Regions from separate parts of the Homo sapiens genome. Here region 2 is linked to region 1. Evidence: chromatin contacts called from ENCODE Hi-C or POLR2A ChIA-PET data. All regions are on one chromosome and are shown on one strand. The core of a region is the stretch at or near the end of the contact, and the rest is flanking DNA. Distances in the headings are between cores, read along the strand shown.

The links. Hi-C counts contacts between places; a loop is a spot of excess contacts on that map. ChIA-PET counts read pairs that join two places held with the same protein, here RNA polymerase II (POLR2A). Pooled maps may share reads with other maps.
Region 2: a pooled map shows a loop between it and region 1 (7-fold over the local background). The contact joins two enhancer-like sites. A Hi-C loop is called at or near these places in 8 of 50 pooled maps. POLR2A ChIA-PET finds 5 or more read pairs at or near these places in 4 of 52 experiments (A549, BJ, H1 and 1 more).

What each region holds. Positions count from the first base shown.
Region 1 is chr17:2,846,311-2,850,624 of GRCh38, reverse strand. All of the region lies in intron 2 of RAP1GAP2 (RAP1 GTPase activating protein 2), which reads right to left. Among named protein-coding and RNA genes, the nearest start is that of RAP1GAP2, 52 kb to the right of the region's middle. RefSeq lists enhancers at 518-1,108, 2,291-2,882. Within about 2 kb of position 2,549, at least 3 of the 41 ENCODE cell types and tissues checked have a DNase peak (open chromatin) inside an H3K27ac peak, as active enhancers do.
Region 2 is chr17:3,046,922-3,051,235 of GRCh38, reverse strand. No RefSeq gene overlaps it. Among named protein-coding and RNA genes, the nearest start is that of OR1D5, 15 kb to the left of the region's middle. Within about 2 kb of position 2,360, at least 6 of the 41 ENCODE cell types and tissues checked have a DNase peak (open chromatin) inside an H3K27ac peak, as active enhancers do.

The DNA of each region.
Region 1 (4,314 bases), core at 1,300-3,799:
GCGCCCGCCACCATGCCCGGCTAGTTTTTTTTGTATTTTTAGTAGAGACGGGGTTTCACCGTGTTAGCCAGGATGGTCTCGATCTCCTGACCTCGTGATCCGCCCATCTTGGCCTCCCAAAGTGCTGGGATTACAGGCATGAGCCACAGCGCCCGGCTGCCTTTACTTAATTTTAAAAGAAAACGTTATTGCAACCCTAAATGAAAATCCATTATCACTTGCCCTTCCTACCATGAAAACAAACATAAATTTATTAAGTTCTGCCTCAATACTGTTGCCTGACAAAGGCTCTAAGCTTGAAGTACCTTCCTTAAAAAAGCAGGCGGGCCAGGCGCAGTGGCTCACGCCTGTAATCCCAGCACTTTGGGAGGCCGAGGCGGGCGGATCATGAGGTCAGGAGATCGAGACCATCCTGGCTAACATGGTGAAACCCCGTCTCTACTAAAAATACAAAAAATTAGCCGGGCGTGGTGGCGGGTGCCTGTAATCCCAGCTACTCGGGAGGCTGAGGCAGGGGAATGGCATGAACCCGGGAGGCAGAGGTTGCAGTGAACCGAGATCACACCACTGCACTCCAGCCTGGGCAACAGAGCGAGACTCCATCTCAAAAAAAAAAAAAAAAAAAGCAGGCAGTGTTAGGTGTTAGTGACACACCTGCGCCAAACCAAGGCACTGTTCTTGAAGAAATCACAGTTCGAAAGAGAACGGACAGGGAAGAATTTTCACATTACTCTGCTCCAAGGCCACATTCATGAGGCACTTTGGGGTGGGCTGAGAAAGCTGGATACATGCAGACCGCAGGAAATGAGGACGGCAGAAGTCTCTGACGGCAGAGAAGGGGTCTTCCTGCAGGTCTCACCTCACCCAACTTATGCCCCACGGCGTCCCAGCTCTCAGGACCTCCATGGCCTGTTCCAGCCTCCAAAGCTCACAGTCCCAGAGAACAAAGTGCCCGGCAGCTGCCAGCCCAGGTCTCTCTTCCAGTCCAGGGGAACTCCAAAGGCTGAGGGGGCCTGGGTGGGAATCAGGCCTGGGGCGGGAGACAGCGAAGTTAATCATGAACAGAGCGCAGACAGCTGCACAGCCCGTTCCTGAGGGGCCAGTGGGTTGAGGCAGACAGACACGCATGCCTGGCCCTGAAGAAAAGGGCCTTCTGTGCCTGGGAACCGGCTCCAGGAGACATATCCATGAGAAAGCGGGAATCAGCCCCAATCCCCGTGCCCCTCGTCAGAGAGCCAGCCTGCAGCAGACGCCACCTCGTCGCCCCACCCAGCCACCAACTCCCAGCGCCCCACTGCTGGGCAGAATGACTGCCACCGTTCTGGGCTGGGATTGGGGGTGGGTGGGGGCGAGGGGGGCCATGGAGCAAGGAGGGTGGGGCCTTTGATGAAAACCAGATGTCTTCAAACGCCTTGCCCCTCCCCTCCACGGGCAGGGTCCCAGCTATTCCATGGACCACACAACCTTTGGGACAACGCAAGGGTTATAAACAGAGCCTTGGACAGGACGGTCCAGCACCCCCGCTCTCTTCTGCCTTTGAGGGTACACACATACACACACCTGCTCTGGGATATCACTCTGAAGCCCGCTCGCACACAGCTGAACGCTCACACCTGTGCTAAGACACCTCCACTCTTGGCAGGTACATCAGCGCCCCCTGCTGGGCCACAGCACAGTTGCGTCTCTGGGATGCCCCCTTAGGAGGAAGACAGAGGAGGGGGAAGAGGGAGGCAGGAAGGCGTCGGGGGAAGGGAAAGATTGAAGTCATCTGAGGTCGGGAAGCAGTTTCTATTTTTGAAAAGTGAGAGCTGGGCCGGGTGCGGTGGCTCACGCCTGTAATCCCAACACTTTGGAAGGCCGTGGCAGGCGAATCACTTGAGGCCAGGAGTTCGAGACCAGCCTGGCCAACATGGTGAAACCCCGTCTCTACTAAAAATACGAAAATCATCCAGGCGTGGTGGCGGGCGCTTGGAATACCAGTTACTCGGGAGGCTGAGGAAGGAGAATTGCTGGAGCCCAGAGGCGGAGGTTGTAGTGAGCTGAGATCGTGCCACTGCACTCCAGCCTGGGGAACAGAGCAAGACTCTATCTCATAAATAAATAACTAATTAAAAAAAAAAAAAGAAGGAAAAGAGAGAGATGCAGGAAAACTCTCTGCCAACATACTGACTCTCCTCCCAGCTTCTAAAATCCCCTCACAGAACCCATGACCAGCCCCCAAGAGGTCCATCCCACCACAATAGGGTCGTTCCGTGATAAACGCAGGCCAGGACTCGGAGGCCTCAAAGACAAGCCTGGGAAACCTCAGCTCAGCCCAACTTTCCTGGGGCCACAGACGTCATATTAAGCAGAGGATCTAAACTGGCTCAGGTTTTGGAAACGGATCTCTGTGACTTGTGTGGCATTTCCAAGCTCCAAGGAAAGGAAACCACGCTGAGGAAACCCACAGATCCCACTCAGTGGCGGGCACCCTGCGCTCTGGTACCCAGAGCCATGAAGGTGGGGCCTGCAGTACGTGATGTCAATCAGAACCCTGCCGACTTCCTGTTCAGGGATTATGGAGAGTGGGTAGAGGGAGGAATAAAGAAGTTCTTCATATATCACTTGGGTTACTGAAGTTATTTAAAATACTTCCTTTTTTGAAGTTCATTTATGGATTTTTGAATTTTTGCTAAGCTGCATGACTACAGTAATTTTTCCCACAGTGAAAAAATTCAAAAGGATCCTTCTGTGTGTGAAATTTCTGACGAACAGGAAGAGGTGTTATTTTGCATAGAGGCCGCCCAGGAGTCAGTACAGAGAATCAGGAGCGGATGAGGCTGAGGGCTGGGTGGCCTACAGCACAGTCCCTCTCCAACCCAAGGTCCCCCGGCCCCCGCCTCACTGATTACCAAACCTCCCCAGCTGCTGCTACTCCTGAAGCCACTTCCACCTCTTCCAGAGTTTCTGAGGCTGAGTGGAAAAGCCGGGAGGGAAGCTGTCTTTCCATAATATTAGCAACATTGCTTAGCAACATCTTTCAAAGCGAGAACCAGCAGACTCTCCAAAACCCTATTCTGTTTGGCTCTACAGAGAACAGAGTGGTTTCTTATACATGTATTATTTATATACTATTTTATATATCCAGTAACGCCTTCTGTGCCTGGCTTCTCTGGGAGATGACGAATTACAACTATGTGAGATTTCCAGGCGACTAGGGCTTTGGGTAGCAAGACTTTTTGTTTGCTTCCTTGCTTGCTGTTAGTTACTGTAATGACCCTAGCTAGAGATTTCTCTCAAACGCCTCCAAATGCTGTTGTCCTTTAAAGACAGGTTTGATGCCGGGCGCGGTGGCTCACACCTGCAATCCCAGCACTTTGGGAGGCTGAGGCGGGTGGATCACGAGGTCAGGAGTTCGAGACCAGTCTGGCCAACATGGTGAAACCCCGTCTCTACTCAAAATACAAAAATTAGCCAGGCAACGTGGCGGGCGCCTGTAATCCCAGCTACTCGGGAGGCTGAGGCAGGAGAATCGCGTGAACCAGGGAGGTGGAGGTTGCAGTGAGCCGAGATCGCGCCACTGCACTCCAACCTGGGCGACAGAGCAAGACTCCGTCTCAAAAATAAACAGATAAAAATAAAGGCAGGTTTGATGGAATCTTTTTGTGGTGACTCAAATCCATTATTATCAACACTACCATTATTATCAACTACTATTGTGAGCTAAAATGCAGTTAGGAATTGACAGGCCATTGAGAGGAGATGCCCACTTGTCCCTAGGCTTAATGGCCCCAAACAGCTGTGGTGCAAAGACACTACAGTGAGGGAATAAAAATACATATGCTGCAGTCAGACGAACCTGGGTTAGAATCCTACCCCCAGCTTTTACTATGCATGCGGCCTTGGACTAGGAATTCACCCCCTCTGTGCCTCAGTGTCTTCATCTGTAAAATGGGAATAACAACAGTGCCAACCTATTAGCTACTGCAAGGATTCAGTGAACATGCATGCTCTACACAAAGACTTGCATGACAATGTTCATCACCATTTTATTCAAAATAGCCAAAGTTGGCCAGGCATGGTGGCTCATGCCTGTAATCCCAGCTACTCGGGAGGCTAAGGCAGGAGAATCACTTGAACCTGGGAGGCGGAGGTTGCAGTGAGCCGAGATTGCACCACTGCAGTCCAGCCTGAGTGACAGAGTGAGATTCCATCTCAAAAACAAAACAAAACAAAACAAACCGCCAAAGTCGGAAAGCAGCCCAAGTGTCCATCAACAAGCTGTGGTACATCCCCGCGGTGGAATACGACCCAATAATAAAGGGGAACAAAACA
Region 2 (4,314 bases), core at 1,111-3,610, 200 kb before region 1:
TCTTAGCCTAACAATCTCTCTCTCTCTCTCACACACACACACACATACACACACACACACACAGAATCCAGATCTCAGCTCTTAAGAAAATGACGAGAAGTGCATATTTTGAGGACCCGCAGCAGTGGTACCTAAGATGCCATTTCAGTGTGAAAAAAAAATCGAAACCCCATCCTACTTAACCCATATTATTATTGAGTATTCATTGACACGTTTTTTAATTGGCTTTCTAATCGGCTTGCCTGCAAAAACAAACAATGCAAATATGCAGAAAGTTAAAAGTAAGAAGTGTATCCAAAAGTGCCTATTTGCATAGACCATGTTGTGAAGGATGCTCAAGACACTTAGAAGCTCCCCCTGGAAATGGGAACAGGGGACTGGAACTGACTCTCGCCCGCTAGAGTAGGAGACTGACTTATCACTAATTATCCATTTACATGGCTTATTTTTTCATGTATATGTATTAGTTTTTAAAAAGCATATTGTCAACAGTAAAATTTTAAAAAAAATAAGGCCAGGAGCAGTGGCTCACGCCTGTTCCCAGCACTTTGGGAGGCCGAGGCGGGCAGATCACCTGAGGTCAGGAGTTCGAGACCAGCCTGGCCAACATGGTGAAACCCAGACTCTGCTAAAAATACAAAAATTAGTCGGGAGTGGTGGGGGGGGGGGGCGCCTGTAATCCCAGCTACGCGGGAGGCTGAGGCAGGTAAATCGCTTGAACCCGGGAGGCAGAGATTGCAGTGAGCTGAGATCGCACCACGGCACTCCAGCCTGGGCCACAGAGCAAGACTCCGTCTAAATAAATAAATAAGTCTGCGCCCTTCCACTTCTCATGTCCACTTTGATATCACATGAGTAACCACTGTTAATAGTTTGGATGTGTATCCTTTCAGATGTTCATCGTTTCCTCCACAGATTTTCTGGCCCAGCAGCATAAGCCTATTTATGTCTCCATGTGAGATCATAGAATATACGATATCAAATTACCTGGACGTAGCAATAAGGCTCTGTGTTAACTTTGTGGTTCACAGTTCAGAGCAACAGAATGGTGACCCAAACATGGAGCAAGAGACACTGCTGGAGCCGCTTTTGCCAGTTTGCCAATGTGGCATTGCCAACTCTCCCTGCCCTCTGCCTCCTGGCGCAAGCCCTTGTGACTAGACCACTGCCTCAGTACCCAGTCCCAGTCCTGGGCTGGCTTCTAAAACAAACTCTACATTCACTTTTATTATCTAGAGCCCTCCCTGTTCCCATTCTGATGTGTGTCACCTCAGCCTTTTATCTGCGTATGTGTATTCAACAGGACCCAGGTCTGGGCCTCTGCAGCGAGGCTGGGCAGCCTCTCCTGGTGTATAAGTAGCCACTGGTCTGTTTTGCATGAGTCAGAACCCAGCGATTTCATGACAACCTGGAGTGCGTGTGTGCCTTGAGATGGTTGGGAGACAGAATCAGTTTTATGCACCAGCCACTACAGGCACCTGTGCCTCAGGCCTATAAACTTTCCAAGGATTCATAAAATGCTTGAATCCTGAAAGAAAAAAAATATTTATTACTAGCTCCAAAATGCTAAAAGCGCAAAGTTGAAATTACTAAATATTTATTTGAATGCATACGAAAACTGGCACATCAACTTGTCAAGAGAAACTCAAGTTTTCTAGACGGTCACCTACGTATCCTGTTTACTGTGGGATGCGGGTGCAAGAAGGCCCTTGAAGGTCCGGTACTTGGTCTTCCAGCCCCTGGCTGGGGCTGCCTCCCACTCGCCCAGCGTGGTCTCCTCCCCGGCCATAACCCGAGCCAGGGCTCCACCCCAGCCTCCCGTTCAGCCCGCAGCAGGGTATCCAGGTCTTCAGTGCAAAGAAGACACCTCCACCTGCCTCCCGCCATTTTCCCCTGAGGGCTGTTGAGTCCCACAACCCACCCCGGGGACAGCTGCCGCTCTGGAGGGTTCTGAACCTCGTCCAGCCCCGTTGACCGCGAGCCCGAGGCACACAACGGTGGAAAGAGAAACGAGCTTCCAGCAGCGTACTGCACCCCTCCACCCCCAGAAAACCCAGATCCCCAGCCGCTGGGAAACTGAGAGCAGCGGTGGGACAGCAACCAATGGGAAGCCCAGGAGGGTGGGACTCCTGTTTGACTGACCAATGGGAGTTCCTCGCAAAGCCGGACCTCACGGCCTGTTGCACACCCGATTCCACTCCCCGGAGGGGCTGAGCAAAGTCGCAGGCCCGGAGGCGACAGCCAATGAGGAGATGGAAAAGGCGGGACACCGGCAGAACCAGCGAATGAAAAGCCTGGAGAGGTCCACGCTCCAATTCCCTTCGCCGCCCGCAGCTGGATGTCGCCCTGTGGTTCCGCAGGTTGCGCGCGCCATCCAGTGGCAGCCGGGCGGGGAGGTATTCGAGATCCGTGCGTCTTCTCCGGAACCCCTTCGTAGGGCTCCCCAGTTTCAGGAGAAAGGATGACCCTGCCCGCCCTCCACGTCCACCGGGGAGCGAAATCGTCCTGGGCCCTCCATCCTTCCTGAAAGCGTCCTTCTTTCCTACCGCCCGTGCTCTTCTTCTGAGAAAGCATCGGAAGCTAGGATTCTAAATTCCGTTAGAAGAACACTGTGCAATGGCAATGGCCTATCAGACCGTTAGATGACCAAAGGCGCTGATAAAATGTAACATTGATTGGTAATTAAAAAAAAAAAAGAAAATGAAATTTTTAGTCAACAGGAATTAAACAAACCTGAATTTAATGACAACTCAGAAAACCATAGTGAACCTCACAGTGTTTGAAACGCCAGACGCATTCCTATGAAAGTCGAGCTGGATGCGAATGCCCCTGCTCTCACCGTTTTTATGTAATGTTTTGGAGCGCCCAGGCAAGATATAAGACTTCAAAGGGGGCAAGGCGGTTAAAACTGGGGGGCAGGAGGAAAACAAAATATTATTATTTCAGGTGAAATGATTTATACTTGAAAATCAAGAAACATTAAAAACTAGAGAATTCAGTCAGGTCTCTGGAAGAAAAATATATTTGTGTGTGGAACGTGTTGTCTGGGAGTATACAGAAAAAAATAAAGAAAAGGAAAGAAGACTATAGATATCCTACATGCTAGCATCAGAGATGTTGAGGAAAGAAGACCCCATTCGCTGGAAAAACGAAGGCAAATTTTTCATATGTAGGTGATATGATTCTATACTTTGAAAGACAGAGCCCATTAAAATTGTTAGGAACAATAAGAGAATAGGATGAGTTGGCTGGATGCAAAATCAATATACAAAAATTAATTCTATTTCCGTACGCAAACAACCAGGCAGAAAATATAATGGTAAAAATATCCTATGTGTAATAACAGCAAAAAAAAGAAAAAAGAACTGAGAATAAATTCAATAAAAATTTTATTATTCTGGCCAGGCACGGTGACTCACGCCTGTAATCCCAGCACTTTGGGAAGCCAAGGCGGGTGGATCGCTTGAGGTCAGGAGTTCAAGACCAGCCTGGGCAACATGGCGAAACCCCATCTCTACGAAAAATACAAAAATTAGCTGAGTGTGGTGGCAGGCGCCTGTAATCCCAGCTACTCTGAAGGCTGAGGCAGGAGGATCACTTGAACCCGGGAGGCAGAGGTTGCAGTGAGCCGAGATCACACCACTGTACTCCAGCCTGGGCGACACAGCGACACTCCATGTCAAAGAAAAAAAAATTTTATATATATATATATATATATATATATATATATATATATATATATATTTCTACTGGAGTACATAAAAAGAAAACTTGAAATAATAGAAAGATATATTTGTGAATAGGAAGTTTCTATGTAATAAAAATGTCAAATCTCCCTAAATTAAAACTTTATCGTGACCCTAAGAAAAGTTCCAAAAAGACTTTGGAGAACTAGAAAACTTGATCTTAAGTTTATATGGAATTATAAGGTTCCAATAAAATCAAAGAAATAGCATAAAATGCCCCTAACCTGAAGGTCACATATATCAAGGTTAAAGAATCATTGAAGGTCCAAAACAATGAAAGCAATTGTTTAAACTCATGCCAAGATATATCAACAAATTTCAGATCAACTGTATATACATTCTATTCTCTTATTGTTAGTAATAATTTTCAATGGACATTCTTTGTGTTTCCAAGTATGCAATCATAACATCTGCATATAATGAAATATTTGCCTTTGGTCTTGCAGGGAACAGGTTGTTTCCTGCACAACATCTTTTAAGTCTTTGATGCTGGCATATGCGGATCATAAATACTTCCGGGAAAAAAAAAACAGATCAGCAAAAAAAAAAACATGATCAACTACAAAAG